2 separate regions of the Homo sapiens genome follow, and region 1 is linked to region 2. Evidence: chromatin loops called from intact Hi-C (ENCODE). Cell type or tissue: K562. All regions are shown on one strand.

Region 1 (2,500 bases), 82 kb before region 2:
TGTCATGTGATTTGTAGGGTGTTAAGGGTCTTTTGCCAGCAGACACCTTCCTTGTGACCATATGATGGTGTGGAAAATTCACACAGTAGAAGCATTCTTTTGGATTCAGGCTTTGCTTCTCTGTATAAACTAAAAGGGGGAATTTTCTGAAAGCATGTTATTATCAGTTAGGATTCCTGGTTTCAAGCAGTGTACATGGATTGGCTGGTTTAGGCCAAAAAGGAACTATTGAAAGGATATAGACTGGGGTACAGGATTGGCAGGAAGGATGGAGGATCAGATGTGGGGCCTGCCAGCTGGCAAAAGGGCCAAACGTCACACCTTAGAATGGGGCGTGAGGACTGCAGGGCTATGCTGCTGGGCGCCGGCTGCTGCTGCTCGCTCCTCTGACCCTGTGAACACTGGCCTGCTGTGACACTGCTGGACTAGACTCTTCTATGACCAAGTCCTCCACACCGATGTGCCCTGTGGTCTCTGTGATTCTGGAGCGCTGCTGTCTCCTTGGCTGAGCTTAGATCATGAACACTGGCATTTTCAGCACTGAGAGTGGGAGGCAACTCTGCCTCCTGTCAAGATTCATAAGGTGGGGAACTTCCCCAAACAATTAAAAGCAGGCTCAAAATGCCAGATGGTCAAAAAGAATAACAAGTTCCCCCACAGATACAGGGAAACCTTTCAGAACCCCCACATAGGAAGTGCAGCTTCACTCACAGGAGTGAGAACAAAGAATTGGAAAGCCGACGGCTGGTTACTCTGCATCTCTCTGCCCCTGTCTCTCTGTCTCTGTGTCTCTGTCTTTCTCTCTCTCCTATATTTTCCAGCTCCACTTGCTAAAGGTAAGGCCCACCTCTGTCCTGACCATTAGAAATTAGTTGTCTCCCTTAGAACATCTTTTTCCTCATCTTCTGCAAATACTTTTCAATCCCCCTTGGAGATTCCCTCCTCTGTCCATTTTTGGTCTGGGTGGGCTCCATCCTCAGCCCTCAGGATGGGCCATAGGACCCCGTCCCAAGCCAATCAACACACTATTCCCTTGGATGCAGGAGTGAGTATGTGACCTAAACAGCCTCGATTCCCACCCCCTTTTTTATTGAACTCAAACTTATCTGTTGCAAAGTGTACAAAGTATACAACTTGATGAATTTTACATAAAATCCGTTGTATACATCTGTGGAATCATTACTGAGATTGAGATACTGATCATTTCCATCAGCCCAGCACCTCCCCTTGTAGTCCTTCTCTGTAATACTCCACTCAAAGATAATCACTATTCCGACTTCTGTTACCATTAATGGAAATTTTACCCATTTTTAAATTCTATATGAATGGAATAATATGTAATCTTTGGTGGCTGGCTGTTGATCTTTCTGTTACTGACTTGCAGCAGTTCTTTATTTTGGATATGAGTCCTTTGCTAAATACATATATTGCAAATATATTTTCTTAGCTCATAGTTGCGTTTTGACTCTCCTAACGATGTCTTTTTAGGAATATTAGTTCAAATCGCTAGTCTTTCCTATGGTTAATGCTTTTAATTTGTTCTATTTAGAAAATCTTTTAATGCTTTTAATTTGTTCTGTTTAGAAAATCTTTGCACACTCTGAGATCATGCGCAAGTTAATGACTTTGAAGGACGAAGAAGTAAAATGTTTTTGTTGCATTTGAGATTGTGAGGCAGTGAGGCTGAGCCAGAAACGAAGACAGAAAGCAGATAGACTTGTAGGGCTGGCCTTGAGATGGGGCACTGTCACAGGGTGAGTCTGAGCTTTGCAGGCACTGTCTATTTACTATAGTTGTGGCTGAAATCAGAGGCAGGCCAAGTGGATGAGACATGGGGCAGTTGACCTCAGAAGAGATTCCTTTAACTATTTCCTTTTTTTTTTTTTTTTTCTTGAGATGGAATCTTGCTCTGTTGCCAGGCTGGAGTGCAATGGCGCAATCTCAGCTCACTGCAACCTCCGCCTCCCAGGTTCAAGCAATTCTGCCTTAGCCTCCTGAGTAGCTGGGATTACAAGCGCCCACCACCATACCCAGCTAATTCTTTGTATCTTTAGTAGAGACGGGGTTTCACCGTATTGGCCAGGCTAGTCTCGAACTCCTGACCTCGTGGTCTGCCCGCCTCGTCCTCCCAAAGTGCTGGGATTACAGGCATGAGCCACTGCACCCGGCCAACTATTTCCTTTTTAAAATTTTTTTATTTTTATTTTTTGAGAGAGTCTCACTCTTTGGCCAGGCTGGAGTGCAGTGGTGTGATCTTGGCTCACTGCAACCTCTGCCTCCTGGGTTCAAGTGATTCTCATGCTTCAGCCTCCTGAGTAGCTGGGATTACAGGTGTGTGTCACCATGTCCAGCTAATTTTTTTGTATTTTTAGTAGAGATGGAGTTTTGCCATGTTGGCCAGGCTGGTCTCAGACTCCTGGCCTCAAGTGATCTGCCCACCTCAGCCTCCCAAAGTTCTGAGAATACAGGAGTGAGCCACTGCACTCAGCCTAACTATTTC
Region 2 (2,500 bases):
CAAAGAAGTTTCACCTATGTTATCATGTCTGAGAGGCATTATAGCTCTGTAAATCAGGCAGAAATCTGTTCTTTTCTCTATTTTACACAGCTGGACAAGTTGCAGGAAAAGAAATAGAACTCATGTCTTCTGACTGCAAACTTTTTCTCTTTATCTTAAGGCTCCTAGAGATAAGTAAGTAAAAGTGATAGTAACTTGCCCCCTGAAGGAGATGCCAATTTTGAGTTGAAGAACAAAAATCTTTGTTAAATTCCAAAAGTTTTGATGAAGGGACACCATTAATCACTTTGCTCTTTTCATGTGTTGGCTCTTAACTTTATTTTGATGAACTTTCATTTAGTCCTTTTGAAAGGAAAGTAGTTTAGATTTCCTTTCTGAAGTGTCTAGTTTTATTTTTGACTACTAAGGTTTCCAAATCTTTCATGTCCTAATTAAATGTGTTCACTTCCTCTTGAAGATGCGTCATTGTGATAACAGTGTGTATGTACCTTCCCAGTGGTGTTTTCCAAGAAAACCAAAATACAATACTGCTTTTAAAAACAGAAGTTTGCAGTAATTGTTACTGAGACTCGATCAGAAAACTGGAAGTACTGAAATACGAATTCGAAAGGCACAACATTCTGAGACTATACATCTTTTACTTTCTGGGTTTTGAAAAGAGGAAAGAAGGCTGGGTGCAGTGGCCGATGCCTGTAATCCTAGCACTTTGGGAGGCCAAGGCGGGTGGATCACCTGAGGTCAGGAGTTCGAGATCAGCCTGGCCAACATGGTGAAACCCCGTCTCCACTAAAAATACAAAAATTAGCCTGGCATGGTGGTGGGCGCCTGTAATCCCAGCTACTCAGGAGGCTGCAGCAGGAGAATTGCTTGAACCTGGGAGGTGGAGGTTGCAGTGAGCCGAGATCGCGCCATTGCACTCCAGCCTGGGCAACAAGAGCGAAACTCTGTCTCAAAAAAAAAAAAAAAAGATAAGAAAAGAAAAGAAGAAAGAAGCATATTATTTTAAATTGGCATCTGAAGGTAAAGAAGTAAAATTTGCTAAATAGGGGTAAGAATATACTGAAGTTTGACATTTTAACTAGATTAAAATACATTTTTTCTATCTATATTTCTTCTCCTTTGCAATGCACTTTCACTATGCTTAGATATCAGATTTAAAATTTATAATTTTGGAACCACATTGCTAGTCATAATTATAATTATTAATATCCAGTTAGGACCTACTTTGTGCTCTACTGTATTTCAGGAGCTTCAGTTTTTCAGGGAGGCAGAGTGCTGAAGCACAGGATATGACTAAGCAAGTTGGCAACATCTGCTTTTTCTGTTAGAAAATGCTTTGACCTTTTCCAGATGCTGGACATTTTGCAAATTATGTAGCCTCTTTGAACCTCAGTTTTATCACTTATAAAATTAGGTATTAATTATTTTGTGAAGACTAATGAAAAAATTATGTGCAACCATATTAATATTAACTTAGTATTAATATTAATAATTTATTAACAAAACATATATAACAATATATAATATACCATTAATATTGTCAATTAATATTTAGTATTAAAATTGTGATGTGATATAAAAAATAATAAAAATTAGTGAAAGCATTATTAATACCAATATTAATTAACATGAATGGTAATCATTATTTTTGAGTATGTTGAATTGCTTTTGAACAGTTATGAACATTTCTGGCCAACAAAGTGGGTTGCTATTTGAGGAGTTCCCTATTTTTCTCCAAATTGGACTTATTTATTTTTTGTGTTTTTAATTTGTGGTTTTATTTTTGAAAGTACCAGTGTTACTCCCCTATGGCCTGAACAAATCCTATGGACAGGAGCTGATCTGTTTACATTACACAAATATGACCGAAGAAAGGGTAGAGTTTATGCATCACTGATTATGCTTATTTTGGGAAAAATGTCTAGACCACAGGTGATGACACTGGCATTTTTAAGGAAGTGCATAACTAAATTGTTGAGTCTGGTATATCTCAGTAAAATGTTCCTGCATTTTTTTTTTCTTTTTTTGTGGTTGAGACTCAAATGTCTCATGGTTAAAAAAAACCATATTTCTTCTTGAAATTTCTTAGTAGCAACACAGAAGGCTGTTTACAGATAACAGAACCTATCCTACGGCCTAATATTTATTGGGTCTCAATAATTGCCTATTGAACTGAAGAAGGTGCTCATATTACATGAAGTTTGTTACAGTTGTTAAATTTGTTTTCCACTTGTATATGAGGTGAAAAAAATCCCCTAAAACCCTGCTCTAATAGACAACTATATCTAATTTTGCATTGCTTTTCTTTTTTTTGGTATTTTATATAGCCGCAGTACATTCTCTGTTTTCACTCTCCTTTTGTAGTTGGCCCTCCTTAACCATGGGCTTTGCATCTGTTGATTCAACCAACTGCAGATAAAAAGTATTTTAAAAAATTGCATCTGCACTGAACATGTACAGGCTATTTTTCCTTGTCATCATTCCCTAGACAATACAGCAT

Evidence for each region. Peaks named below come from ENCODE experiments on the same cell type or tissue, not always from the same donor. Only the 100,000 strongest peaks of a DNase experiment are listed, where the experiment ranks them.
Region 1: it touches region 2 in a loop (3-fold over the local background); 4 of 110 quality-filtered maps call a loop at or near these places.

The regions. Positions count from the first base shown.
Region 1 is chr1:173,411,508-173,414,007 of GRCh38, reverse strand. All of the region lies in intron 2 of LOC100506023 (a long non-coding RNA gene), which reads left to right. It also overlaps a transcript of TNFSF4 not described here. Among named protein-coding and RNA genes, the nearest start is that of PRDX6-AS1, 49 kb to the left of the region's middle. RefSeq lists an enhancer at 155-204. In K562, no CTCF peak of the experiment used is centred here; no DNase peak of the experiment used is centred here.
Region 2 is chr1:173,329,353-173,331,852 of GRCh38, reverse strand. The region is part of intron 2 of LOC100506023 (a long non-coding RNA gene); the gene reads left to right. It also overlaps a transcript of TNFSF4 not described here. Among named protein-coding and RNA genes, the nearest start is that of TNFSF4, 120 kb to the right of the region's middle. In K562, no CTCF peak of the experiment used is centred here; a DNase peak (open chromatin) is centred at 1,272.